Linked DNA regions of Homo sapiens: region 1 is linked to region 2. Evidence: chromatin contacts called from ENCODE Hi-C or POLR2A ChIA-PET data. All regions are on one chromosome and are shown on one strand. Each heading gives the region's core, a stretch centred on a gene start or an enhancer-like site at or near the end of the contact. The rest is flanking DNA. Distances are from core to core; before and after follow the strand shown. Region 1 overlaps GPR156 (G protein-coupled receptor 156). Region 2 has its middle 39 kb from the start of GSK3B-DT.

Region 1 (7,029 bases), core at 4,195-6,694, 42 kb before region 2:
AGTGGCTCATGCCGGTAATCCCAGCACTTTGGGAGGCTAAGGCGGTTGGATCACCTGAGGTCAGGAGTTTGAGACCAGCCTGACCAACATGGTGAAACCCCATCTCTACTAAAAATACAAAATTAGCTCAGCATGGTGGCACAAGCCTGTAATCCCAGCTACTCGGGGGCTGAGACAGGAGAATCGCTTGAACCCGGGAGACGGAGGTTGCAGTGAGCAGAGATCATGCCATTGCACTTCAGCCTGGGCAACAAGAGCGAAACTCCATCTCAAAAAAAAAAAAAAAGAAGATTTTTGTGCTTACCTTAAATCTACCTACCAGACCAAGTGTTAAAAGCCAGGACCATGACTTCTTTGTGTCACTATTTTCTGCCCTACACGTACTATGGCACTGCACACATAGTCAGAAAGGTGAACCTAATTGAATCTATGTGTTATGTATTATTGACTAAAGCTTTGATTTCTGTATGAATGCAGCTCCTGTGGAGGGGGCAGCACTTTAAGGTGCTATGAGTTATTTTCTCCTTAGTACAAATGACAACTCTGAGAGCAGGTTTATATTCATAGGAAAGAGAACAGAATAGGGCCCTGGGTTCCTTGTAGGGGAGCAAGAAATGTCACAAAAAGGGTGAGAACTATAGATGGAGCTTTCGCTGTCTGTGCCTGCCCCACAGTCTTGCCTGGGTCCCAGCCTGCCTTTGTTCTCCCCTTTTTTTACCCTTCATCTCCCATAAACACTCACTGGCATGGAGCCGCTGCTAGCCTGTAGAGATCCTTTGTGTAAATTTTTTGAAGGCCCATCCCTTCTAGTCAGATGCAGTCTTGCAGGTGCAAGGCTTGGCAAGCAGATGGTGCCTTTGGGCAAATTAGAGAAAAGAGCCCCTTCCTATGGGCACTACCCTGGCTGTGGCACATGACTTGACAAGCAGATCAGAGGTCACTTTCAGCTTCCCTGTGCACCCTCAGCTTTGAGCAGGGCAACACCAGACAATGGCTGTGGTAGCACTCACTATCAGAGGTTCTGTGGGCCCACTGTCCTCCAAGTGCCCAACAGCTCTTTCTGTAGGGATACTAACCCACCCACATGATCCTGTCCTATGCCTTGTCTCAGAAGAGTCTTATTTAATGGCTGACTTGCTGACTTCTGATAAACTAATTCTCAGCAAAGGAGAGGAAAATAACATTTATTAAGTATCTAGTAGGTATAAGGGGCTGCCCTGAGGGTTTTCTTATGTGATATCTTAGTAAATCCTCATAGCAGTCCTTAAGGTAGGTATTATTATCCTAATTTTACAGATGAGGAAATTGGTTGCAAACCTACTGCTCATTGACCTCTTGTTCCACTTCTCTGAGCCTCCGTCACCTCTTCACCCCCCAGGGTCTGCTCCTGCTGTATGGTGCCTACCTGGCTGGCCTGACTGGCCATGTCAGCTCCCCTCCTGTGAATCAGTCCTTAACCATCATGGTGGGGGTCAACCTCCTTGTACTGGCTGCTGGGCTGCTTTTTGTAGTCACCAGATACTTGCATTCCTGGCCCAACCTGGTCTTTGGACTCACATCTGGAGGGATCTTTGTTTGTACAACTACAATCAACTGCTTCATCTTCATTCCCCAGGTATGGATTTTGCAGGGCTGGTCCTCTTAGTCACTCTAGAGTTTTTCACTGACAAATTGCTCATTTTGTTTTCTACTGATACCTTTCCATGCCACTTATTGGAGAGTCAGAAAGCAGACAGGGGATCCTAGTGAGCTGGTTGCCTTTGTCCTTTCTCACTGTCCTGGTCAGCAAGGGGGACAAGGCAGAGTGGTCCAAGCAGTGGTGGCAGCCCCTGTTTGCACTCTTCCACACCTGTGGTGCCTGTCCCTTGGGGGGGCTGCCTCGCAGTCCTGCTTTTCCATCCACCCTCTGGTCTGCTGCACTCGTTCCCCATCCTCCCCTCATTTCCATCATGTTATTACTATTTCTTTCACTAGCCTGGGAGCAAGGAACCTTTATATTTTTCCAATTGGGGATTGCAGACTCACAGGAAAAAATCCATTTAGATGGAACTTTATGATTTAAAGTGCTTTCTCTTTCTTTTTATTGGAGGAAAATACAGAACATTTCTCTGCTTTTTACAATAAGGAGAGGTAGAAACTAAATAAAAATATGTTTCATATTATGGGGATTTTAAAAAATCAAATGAGGGAGGAAGACAGAAGCAGAAATAGCCAGATAGCAAAGAAGAAAGGTAGTCAGAGGGAACAGAGAAGGAATCCTAGGCTCAGAAAGCAAGGGGATGTGGGATTGTTCATGCTACACCCTGGGGACCATCAAGCCACATATATCTAGGTTAATGAACTTGGCACTAGGTACTTTCTTGTTTCCCTCCTAGTTCTCCTTTTCTTCCCTCTGAGACCTCCCTCATCCCACTCCTCCTTCAAGACCCTGTCCTGATTCCCATTGCAACTTCCAGTTGACTGTAAACTAATTCCTCATGATGGAGCTAACTGATAATGTAAGTGTTGGCTGATGGCACGTTACAGTGTATTTGTGAAAGGGAAGAGTGCACTTTGGGTCATGATGGTATGACATGGGCATAGCCCTGTTACGATTCTTCTCTATCACAAATCCTCATTACAGTACTCAACAGAATACATAAATATGGAAAAATCTGCAGCAGCAGCACTAGAAACGATGGATGGCTATTGCCTCTGTGCCAGAAACTGGAGGAATTTTTGCCAAATCTTAATGCCGTAAAAACTGGAATGAAGGAAGCCATTTAGAGCTGAGGCTTGTTTGTCTGGGATGAGGCAGAAATGGGCTCTGAGAAGCAAGGACTGTTTCTCCCTGGGAGACCGGGGGCGGGGGCGGGGTGGGTGGGCAGGGGTAAGGGTAGGCAGGTGCCTTTTGGGAAGCCCACCCCTTAGGCCCTGCAGCCAATATTGTTGGATTGGTAGCGATCAACAATGCAGAGAACTGGTGCTGAAGGGTACAAGGCAGTCCTGATTCCATAAACAAGCAAGCCCTGCCTGACAGCAGCCTACCTGTTGACTGTCAGGGCGGAGAGGCCTGGTTGACTGATTACTGGCAGAGGAAAAGGAGGAGTTTTTGTAGAAATAAGTACCCTTTAAGGGTAAACTCTGGCCAGGCACAGTGGCTCACACCTGTAATCCCAGCACTTGGTGAGGCTGAGGTAGGCGTATCACTTGAGGTTAGGAGTTCGAGACCAGCCTGGCCAACATGGTGAAACTCTGTCTCTACTAAAAATATGAAAATTAGCTGGGCATGGTGGTGCACGCCTATAATCCCAGCTACTCGGGAGGCTGAGGCAGGAAAATCACTTGAACCCGGGAGGCAGAGGTTGCAGTGAGCCGAGATTGCGCCACTGCCCTCCAGCCTGGGCAACAGAGCTGCTAACCCCTTTCTTCCTTGCTTGCCTGCACTATAGAGACAGCAACAGCTAGACTCTTCTTTTGCCAGCTTCCCATAGAGATAGGAGTGCCTATATGACACCATTTTGAACACTAGAGGTTTTCTGAGAAGCTTCTGAGAAAGCTTTTGCTTTCCTGAAAAAGGTTATAAGCATGGCTAACATCACCCTTTTTACCTTCTTCCTGCCTTGAATGTATGTGATTCCTAGAGCTATGGCAGCTCTCTTGTGAACATAAGGAAAAGACTAAGAGAATATAGTTATAATACTAGGAAGATACAGCTCTTTCCATGTAAGATTATAAATTCTGGAGGAAATGATCTATGAAGGGAATCTGCAGTTCACAAGAAGAGGACTACAAATGTCTAAAGATTTAGAGAAGCTGCCTTCCTCTGGAGTAGAAGTGTTTAGAAGATACCGGACTTGTCAATAGAATTCAAAGGATATTGTCTCTTCTCAACTAAAGCAAACTATCATGAAAAAAAGCTAATCTTAATAAAATATTGAATAAGGATTAAAAATATGGTATTAAATTTAAAATCCCAATAGAAGCATTGACTGGGCAATTAGACACTACAAAATATTGAATTAGTGAATTACTTTAAGGAAACAGAAAATAAGGAAACAAATGAGAGACTAGATAAGAAAATATGGAAAATGGCCAGATGCAGTACCTCATGCCTGTAATCCCAGCATTTTGGGAGGCCGATGTGAGCGGATCACCTGAGGTCAGGAGTTCGAAACCAGCCTGACCAACATGGTGAAACCCCATCTCTACTAAAAATACAAAAATTAGCTGGGCGTTGTGGCATCCATCTGTAATCCCAGCTACTAGGGAGACTGAGGCAGGAGAATCGCCTGAACCCAGGAGGCAGAGGTTGCAGTGAGCCAAGATCACGCCATTGCACTCCAGCCTGGGCAACAAGAGCGAAAATCTGTCTCAAAAAATAAAATAAAAAGAAAAAAATAAAATATGGAAAACATCTAGGAATACAATTGAGAGCTGATAGGAGTCTCTGAAAGAGAACAAAATAATTTGGGGCAGAAGTCATTATCAAAGAGCTATCAGAGGAAAATGTTTCTGAACAAACAAAGCCTTGGTCAGAAAACTGAATGAATTGGCAATCTCCATGATGGCGCCCTGCTTACTGCTCCTCTCTCCATCCTCACCTCTCACCACTGCCCCCTTGCATCGTAAGCCTCAGCCACATCACTTCCCCTTTGCCTGGTGTTTGAGTCCTCAGCAGCTAGGACAATTGTGACATCTGGGTACTCTACACACAAAAATGCAGAATGAAGTGCTGCTTGAAATCTGCCTTCCAGGTTTTCACTAAGCAACAAACACTTGATTTGTTGAATTGGGAATGGAAATGGAATGATTATGAGGTACAGGAATTGGGTGGATGGACTGCACTGGCCTTGCTTTCCTTCTATCTCACTCCCTCTTTCCCTCCTAGCTTTCTTAAGCTTCCTTTCTCTTACTCTGTCTTTCCTCTTCCATTTTCTCCCTTGTGTTTTTTTTTTTTCTCCTCTGGAACTAACTGACCATGATGTGAAACTAAAAAATATATTTTGTAGTCTGTTGTATTTTAGGTTTAGATGGTAAGTAGTTCTTTTTCAAAATATAAAAGAAACTGAGGTTTGTTAGGTTTCTGTGTGTTTCCCTCTGGCTCCGAGGTCTTTGGTAGAAGAACGATTCTCCCTGTGATACTTGCACTGTGTATTCCTAGAAGATAATTTGGGAAAGTAATTTGAGTAAATTTGGGAAAGTGGGTGAGGGGAACTATCTGGGTAAGGGTTGGGGGTTGCAGCAAAACGGGGTTCCTTCTTGCCAGTGAGCTTTCAGACATGACTGTGATGGGAGGAGTTTGTGAAAGCAAAGGCACAGATACCCCCAGGGCAGCGAGGCAGCGCCAGAGAGCGGGTGAAATGGATGACATTACTAAGGAGACAAGGGGCCCAAGAAGCCTTCTTTACACAGGCACTCAGGAAATGCCTGAGTGTTTATGCCAAGCACTGAGGTCATCACTAGAAGTCAGCCAGCCGCTGCTGTTCTGACCTGAATATGACCCATCCCCCAGCCCTCTGCTCCCTCAGAGAGGCAGGCAGGTCCTAAGGTAGGACATTGTTTTCTCTCTCCTCTAACCCCGAAAGCATTTCATCTGCTCCTCCCTGAAGATGTGCAGGCCTTTCTAATCTGCCTTATAATTATATGTATATGTCCCAGCACCCCTACTAGACCAGTGAGCATTTTAAAGAAAGCTTCCTTCATTTGTTCATGCATGCATCCATCCATCCACTTATTAACTGCTGGGTACATGCACTTAAACACAGAGTCCGCCTCTAGGTCTAGTGGGGAGCAAACATGAAAGGAATTATCATACATGTGTTAAGAGCTTTGAGAAAGGCCTTCCCCAGCCCATCTGAGAACTCAGTGGCACCTTCTCAGAAAATGAGGCTGGGCATGGTGGCTCATGCTTATAATCCCAGCACTTTTCAAGGCTGAGGCGGGTAGATCGCTTGAGCCCAAGAGTTCGAGAGCAACCTGGTCAACATGGTGAAACCTGGTCTCTGCAAAAAATGCAAAAATTGGCTAGACGTGGTGGCTCACGCCTGTAATTCCAGCAGTTTGGGAGGACAAGGCGGGCAGATCACGTGAAGTCAGGAGTTTGAGACCAGCCTGGCCAACATGGTAAAACCCCGTCTCTACTAAAAATACAAAAAATTAGCTGGGTGTGGTGGCGGGCGCCTGTAATCCAGCTACTTGGGAGGCTGAGGCAGGAGAGTTGCTTAAACCGGGAGACAAGGGTTGCAGTGAGCCGAGATTGTGCCATTGCACTCCAGCCAGAGACAGAGTGAGACTGTCTCAAAAAATATAAAGCAAAAATTAGCCAGGCATGGTGGTGCATGCCTCTGGTCCCAGCTACCCAGGAGGCTGAAGTAGGAGGATCACCTGAGCCCAGGAGGTTGAGGCTGCAGTGAGCTGTGATTGTGCCACTGCACTCCAGACAGAGTAAGACCCTGTCTCAAAAAAAAAAAAAAAGAAGGAAGGAAGGGAGAGAGGGAGGGAGGGAAGGAGGGAGGTAGGAAGGAAGGAAGGAAGGAAGATGAGGTGTTCGAGCTCAGTCTTGAAGGAAACATAAGAGTTCATTGAAGAGATGGGGGAAAGTAGGTGGCATTTCTGATGGAATAACATCATGACCAGAGGCAGGGAGGCTAGAAAGAGAGTAGCGTATGTTTGGAGCACCATGGTCTTTGTTATTTTTGAAGCACAAATGGAAACCAGGGGGAGAATGACAGGACTGGGGAGAGACACACCTGGGGAGCTTCTGAGGCCCTGCTGGACCCTGTTAAAGAGTTGACATTTAGTCCCACCATATTAGTTTCCCACTGCTGCTATAACAAATTCCCACAAGCTTAGTGGCTTAAAATAATACAAGTTTATTATCTTAAAATTTTGGAGGTCAGAAATCTGAAATAGGTCTTATTTGGCTAAACTTAAGGTGTCAGGAAGTCTGTATTCCCTCCAGAGATGCAAGGGGAGAATCTGTTTCCTTGTCTTTTTCAGCTTCTAGAGGCCGTCTGCATTCTTGTGCTTATTGTCCCCTCCTCCACC
Region 2 (7,170 bases), core at 1,048-3,547:
TCTGACTCTGCTGTCGCCTTCAACTCTGGGAAATCTGACCACTCTCAAATACCACCCAACTATTTCTGGGAGTCTCTAAGCAGGGGTGGGGATGGGGTGGTCTCGTGTTTTCCCAAAGTTTTTTTCAGTTGCAAAGTGGTCTCTATCATCTCTCTACCACTGCCTGTCCTGGCAGCTTCTGTGTTGTCTCCACCATGTCACTACACCCAAACTATAACTCCTTTCCTAACATCTCCACCCACTGGTAACTGCTGAAGCTGCTAGGGACATTATAGATTTGGAGTCATCTCAAGGGTCCTCCCCTACCGTAAATCCCTGCACAGGAGTCTCAATATTTTAGAGGTGTCTGATACTCCAACATGAGCCCTGGGGGCTGATCTTAAAGGACAAGCTGAGTGGATGGCAAAGTGTTGCACTCAGAATCATTCAGCAAGACACACTCCTGGGCAGACACCAGGTGACATGCTGTCACCAGTGCTGTAGAGGTGGCCCCCCATACAGAAAGCCCAGCCAGACTCAGGTGGGGGAAAGTGGCATTCATGTGGGAAAGAATCTTTAAAATGCTTCAATTAATTAATGACTTTAAAATTCATAATCTTCTGCTTTAATTCTTCGTGGTAACAAATGGTGACACACCTTACAACCTAACAGCAACATTAAGAACTGGAACAAGAATGCTTTTTGGTATGGGAATTAGAAAGATTGACTTGACGAGTTAGGAGTCAAAGAAATCCTCACACAGCACAGAGGATATGAGCCTGATTTTTAGAGATAAGTAAAATTGATATGGATAGGAAGAGCTGGTGAAAGTTTTCTATGTAGAGAAGATGGTATGAACATAGGCATAGCACCAAGAAAGAACAAGACTTACTCAGAGACCCAACTGGCTGGAAATGCAAGTGCTCATAGGGAAACAGTGGGAGATGCAGCTGGAAAGGTAGGTTTGGGGCTGCCACATAGAAGAGAATTTTTTTTTTTCACAGAATGATAAACTTAGTTTTTTTTTTTCAATATTGCTATGGAAAGGAAAAAATTTCAGGATGTTTTTAATGCTTACTAGTCTCTTCTTTTTGAATTACTATTATTTTATTTTTGTGGATACACAGTAGGTGTATTTATTTATGGGGTACATGAGACGTTTTGTTACAGGGACACAATGTGAAATAAGCACATCATGGAGAATGGGGTATTCATCCCCTCAAGCATTTATCCTTTGAGTTACAAACAACTCAATTACACACTTTATTTTAAAATATATAATTATTTAAATAGTCACCCTATTGTGCTATCAATAGGTCTTATTCATTCTAACTATTTTTTGTACCCATTATCCATCTCTACCTCCCCCCGACTCCCCCCCCCAGCCTCTGGTAACCATCCTTCCACTTTCTATATCCATGAGCCCAATCATTTTGACTTTTATGTCCTACAAGTAAGTGAGAAAATGTGCTGCTTGTCTTCTGTGCCTGGCTTATTTTACTTAACTTAATGACCTCCAGTTCCATTCATGCTGTTGCAAATGACTGGATCTCTTTCTTTTTTATGGCGGAATAGTACTCCATTGTGTATATGTACCACATTTTCTTTATCCATTCCTCTGTTGGACACTTAGGTTGCTTCCAAATCTTAGCCATTGTAAGCAGTTCTGCAACAAACACAGGAGTGCAGATATCTCTTCAATACCCTGATTTCCTTTCTTTTGGGTATATACCTAGCAGTGGGATTGCTGGGTCATATGGTTGCTCAATTTTTAGTTTTTTGAGGAACCTCCAAACTGTTCTCCATAGTGGCTGTATTATTTTACATTCCTGCCAACAGTGTACAAGGATTCCCTTTTAGAAGAGAATTTTTTTTTTTTTTTGATGGAGTTTCGCTCTTGTTGCCCAGGCTGGAGTGCAATGGCGTGATCTCAGCTCACTGCAACCTCCATCTCCCGGGTTCCAGCAATTCTCCTGCCTCAGCCTCCCTAGTAGCTGGGATTATAGGCACCCACCACCACGTCCAGCTAATTTTTGTGTTTTTAGGGGAGACGAGGCTTCACCATGTTGGTCAGGCTGGTCTCAAACTACCAACCTCAGGTGATCTGCCCGTCTTGGCCTCCCAAAGTGCTGGGATTACAGGCGTGAGCCATCACACCCGGCCTAGAAGAGAAATCTTAGTAACCAGCTCAGAAGTCTGTACTTTTCCTAATGGCACTGAGAGATTTTGAAAAATTCTAAGCATGTGAATGATATGATGACATTGGTATTTTAAAGAAAACTGTTCTGGTGTTTGTATTTCAAAAATACAGGAAAGGCGGGGCATGGTGACTCACACCTGTAATTTCAGCACTTTGGGAAGCCAAGGAGGGAGAATTGCTTGAGGCCAGGAGTTTGAGACCAGCCTGGGCAATATAGTGAGACTCCCATCTCTACAGAAAAGTTTTAAAAGTTGCCAGGTATGGTGGCACATGCCTTATGCCCCTAGCTTCTTGGGTGCCTGAGGTAAGAGAATTGCTTGAACCTAGGAGGTCAAGGCTACAGTGATCTGAGATTGTGCCACTGCACTCCAGCCTGGGCAACAGAGCAAGACGCTGTCTCAAAAAGAAAAAAATATATAGGAAAGAAAATTTGTAGGAGATAAAAACAAATCTACTTAACTGTATCTAGGTCTTTGGATTTCTTTTGATCTTGTTCCAGGTTGCTTGTTTAAATATAGTTATTGTTAACTCTAGTAAATGAATCATTGAATACAAGTTACTCTTTTTTAAATTTATTTTTAGTTTTGAGACAGAGTCTCGCTCTGTCACCCAGGCTGGAGTGCCGTGGTGTGATCTTGGCTCACTGCAACCTCTACCTCCCAGGTTCGAGTGATTCTCGTGTCTCAGCCTCCTGAGTAACTGGGATACAGGCGCAAACCACCACACCCAGCTAATTTTTGTATTTTCGGTAGAGACGGGGTTTCGCCACGTTGGCCAGGCTGGTCTCAAACTCCTGATGTCAGTTGAGCTACCTGCCTTGGCCTCTCAAAGTGCTGGGATTACAGGTGTGAGCCACTGCACCTGGCCGGAGTACATGTCATTCTTGACCATTTAAAATAATTCTATTTTTGATGACAAAAAAATACGTAACTGAGTGGAGAGGCATTCTTTATTACTCAGTTAACCATGTTTTAAGAAGCTCAGCTCCTAATAACATCAGACTATGTCTAATTCATTATATCTGTTGGTACATTAAAAGAAATAGCTTCTGGTGACAGTAAATTCATCAGAGAGTTTGAAAAGATGGCAGGTATTCTGAATCAAACTTTTGGTTAGAAAACCAGGAAATGTGAGATAAATGTGTTTCAGATATGAAAGGTACGTAAATTCAGATGACTTAATGAAAACTGTTTTTTTTCTCAAATGTGCCTAATATGTGTGCAGCTATTTTTCCTATTTTTTTAAAAAAGTAGTGATTTTTTCCAGAAGTGCTTACATTGATGTTAGACTTTTGGTTTGACTTAGTTTGGTTTGGTTTAATTTGGTTTGGTGTGGATTGGGTTTTTTGTTTTGTTTTGTTTTATGATTTTTTTCAAGAATATTATATGAGTAAAGGAAATTTTTACTTTTTATTTTAACATCCGTATTCAGAGCATTCACTATCTTATGAGTCTTGGTGGGCACAGATTTTGCCTTCCACTAGAGAAGATGAAAGTTCAGATTTTCACTTTCTTAGCTCTTTGTCCTTGGACATGGGAAAGTGTCCTAAGCTCAGTCAAACAAGTGAACTCCCTGGATATTTGAATCAGCGGCTATTATCATAAAGAGCCAGGTATACATACTCGTGGCAGTTGAAGGCAGAATAGGTAGCAATATTGAGTTTTCAGGTCACCAGCAGTGGTATCCCAGAATTTAAGGCTAGGTAGCAATGTGAGTTGTAGCGGCCAAGGGTCAGTGGCAGCGATGGCTAAGGGTTATTGTCAGCAAAAGCAAAATCCTCATTGGACTTATTCTGGGCATATTGGGGCTCTCTAGTAACTGCTTTCCTTCCAAGCCTGATTTGCTGAACTGCCAGGTAGTTATGTGAGTTCCCAATACTCTTTCATCAAATTTCTCTTTCATTTAAATCAGGCTTAGTCAGTTCTATTGCTTGCAAGAACCTTGGCTGATAGAAGTTCATTGCAGGTGGGGTGCAGTGGCTCACGCCTGTAATCCCAGCACTTTGGGAGCCCGAGTTGAGTGGATCACCTGAGGTCAGGAATTCGAGACCAGCCTGGCCAACATGGTGAAATCCCGTCTCTACTAAAAATACGAAAATTAGCTGAGTATGGTGGCACGCACCTGTAGTCCAAGCTACTCGGGAAGCTGAGGCAGGAGAATTGCTTGAACCTGGGAGGCAGAGGTTGCAGTGAGTCGAGATCGCACCATTGCACTCCAGCCTGGGTGAAAGAGTGAGGTGCTGTCTCAAAAAACAAAAAAGTGTATTGTAAAAAAAAAAAAAAATTTAAATATACAGACAAGTTAAAAATAAAATCACTTGTAATCTCATTACTTGGATAACAACCTTTAACAGTTCTGTTTATACAAAATTTATTTTATGCATCTGTATATATTAAAATATAAGCCAGGCGTGGTGGCTCACACCTGTAATCCCAGCACTTTGGGAGGCTGAGGTGGGTGGATCACTTGAGGTCAGGAGTTCAAGACCAGCCTGGCCAACATGGTGAAACCCCATCTCTACTAAAAATACAAAAATTATCTGGATGTGGTGGTGCATGCCTGTAATCCCAGCTACTCAGGAGGCTGAGACATGAGAATCACTTGAACCAGGAGGTGGAGGCTGCAGTGAGCTGAGATTGCACCACTGCAATCCAGCCTGGGCGACAGAGTGAAACCCTGTCTCAAAAAACAAATAAATAAATAAAAATAGAATAAAATAAAACAAAACACACACACACATAATTAATACTTTCAGGTGCAAGTAACAGAAAACCCAACCCACGTTGTCTATAACACAGCTGCCGTTCTTGGCATCCTGAACTTTAACCTTACTGAGGCCTTGTATACCTCAGAGTACAGACTGACATCCTGGCCACTCTTAATGATCCTGGCTTGCCTGCCCCTACTTTAGTCTACCAATGTCATTTCATAGAGCCATGAGGTCCTGCACTCCACTGATCACACTGACTGTCTCCTGACTGAATGTGGCATCAGCAGCTGCCTGCAAAGCTCCAGGCTTTGAGGACTACCATAGGTCCATCCACAGGAGGACCCTGAGGAGCTCCAGAAGAGCTTCAAGATGGCAAATGTTTCCTGGGTCGCACCATCTGGATCTATGACACATCCACTCGGGTTCTCTTCCTTGGTCTCTCTGCACCCCATTCTGCCTAAATCTAGGAGTTTCTCTTGGATCTTGCTTCTCATGCTTGCCCTTTCTTGGGCCTGACATCTATGGTTGTCTTGAAAGCTGGTCTTGGACCACCTTTAGTTCCACTCTTAACTCATGGGCTTTCCTATCTGTAATTGTTCCATCTGTAATTGTTCCATTCCCTAACCTCAGCCAGCTCCTGACATGGTGTTTCAGGTCCCACTACTGGACTCATGTCAAGGTCCTTGGTCCCTAAGCCTGGTGCCAAGAATTGGGTCAAAATGCCATTTCTCCTTATACCAATGGGTATCCTATAATGCTGACTAGTCTAGAAAAAAACAGTAGCAGAAAAATAATCGAAATCTGGATATTATATTTATAGGGGCAATCTGGGAGAATATGAACCAATTTTTTGCTTTTCTCTTTGTAGTTTTCTATATTAAAACATATTTTTAGGCTGGGCATGGTAGCTCACGCCTGTAATCCCAGCACTTTGGGAGGCCGATGTGGGTGGATTACTTGAGGTCAGGAGCTTGAGACCAGCCTGGCCAACATGGTGAAACCCCATCTCTACCAAAACTACAAAAAATAAGCTGGGTGTGGTGGTGCACACCTGTAGTCCTAGCTGCTAGGAAGGCTGAGGCATGAGAATCGCTTGAACCCTGGGAGACGGAGGTTGCAGTGAGCTGAGATCACGCCACTGCACTCCAGCCTGGGTGACAGAGCGAGACTTCATCTCAAATATATAGATAGATAGATAGATAGAATTTTGATCACATGTAATCCATTGACAGCTAAGCAGGCTTATCTATATTAACAAATCCATATAGCATAATAATTTTTAAGTATAATTTAAACCCAACTGACCATGGTGGGTTTTTTTGTTGTTATTGTTGTTGAGACGGAGGCTCACTCTGTCGCCCAGGCTGGAGTGCAGTGGCGTGATCTTGGCTCACTGCAACTTCTGCCTCCCGGGTTCAAGCGTTTCTCCTGCCTCAGCCTCCCAAGTGGCTGGGACTACAGGCGCCTGCCACCACGCCCAGCTAATTTTTTGTATTTGTAGTAGAGACGGGGTTTCACTGTGTTAGCCAGGATGGTCTTCATCTGCTGACCTCGTGATCCACCCGCCTCGGCCTCCCAAAGGGCTAGGATTACAGCCATGAGCTATCACACCTGGCCGACCATGGTGTTTTTTTGTTTTTTTTTTTTTTACCCCTTTAAGGGAGTGGCATGAATTTTTCTCATTGGTACAAGAGAAAAAGAAAGATTGATAGGTCAAAATGCCTGTCACTTGTTGGGTGCTACTAATTGCAGAGACCCAAGGTGAGGGGCCCCTTTGTTTTAGCTGGGTCTTTAATGATTTTAACTACATAAGGATGCATCATCTCTCCTCCCCCTATGCAGCTAGGGACCTTGAATTTGGTTTGGGGAACCAAAGGCAGAGGAGGAAGGGAATCAGAATATGCAATATCTAATAGCTGTATAAACCTCCACTTCACCCCAAGTCTTTAGTGAACTCTACTGCATGCTCAAATGTGTCATGGGAGATTTGGGAAGGGTGGGGAAGGCAAGGAAGATATCATGAAAAAAAAAACCCACCCACACACACACAAAAAGAGATTTAGACTCCCTATAGGGTAGGACAGAGGAGCATAGGAAAGAAAGAGCTGCCAAAAATGAGATGCAAATGAAACATCAGCAATCAGAACTGGAGTGAAGTGCCCATGACAACAGAGGTGCCTGGTCCCTCCCTCTCAGAATGGCAGAGGGCTGGGCTGTCTCCTCAGAATGCAGGTGGATGAGAGGAAGCGGCCAGATGTTTCTTATTATCTTTTTTTTTTTT

Evidence for each region. A loop is a pair of places that touch in the nucleus more often than their neighbours do. ChIA-PET counts read pairs that join two places held with the same protein, here RNA polymerase II (POLR2A). Pooled maps may share reads with other maps.
Region 1: a pooled map of left cardiac atrium shows a loop between it and region 2 (5-fold over the local background). The contact joins two enhancer-like sites. A Hi-C loop is called at or near these places in 5 of 168 maps with a recorded cell type or tissue (Caco-2, MCF 10A, PC-3 and 2 more) and 4 of 50 pooled maps. POLR2A ChIA-PET finds 5 or more read pairs at or near these places in 5 of 52 experiments (MCF 10A, PC-3, PC-9 and 2 more).

What each region holds. Positions count from the first base shown.
Region 1 is chr3:120,175,711-120,182,739 of GRCh38, reverse strand. GPR156 (G protein-coupled receptor 156) reads left to right here. Exons shown (of 10, transcript NM_153002.3): 8 at 1,379-1,615. All of the region lies in intron 1 of LOC105374065 (a long non-coding RNA gene), which reads right to left. Among named protein-coding and RNA genes, the nearest start is that of GSK3B-DT, 84 kb to the right of the region's middle. Within about 2 kb of position 5,444, at least 14 of the 41 ENCODE cell types and tissues checked have a DNase peak (open chromatin) inside an H3K27ac peak, as active enhancers do; they include PC-3, PC-9 and mammary epithelial cell, where a contact is called at or near this core.
Region 2 is chr3:120,130,803-120,137,972 of GRCh38, reverse strand. No RefSeq gene overlaps it. Among named protein-coding and RNA genes, the nearest start is that of GSK3B-DT, 39 kb to the right of the region's middle. Within about 2 kb of position 2,297, at least 3 of the 41 ENCODE cell types and tissues checked have a DNase peak (open chromatin) inside an H3K27ac peak, as active enhancers do; they include PC-3, PC-9 and mammary epithelial cell, where a contact is called at or near this core.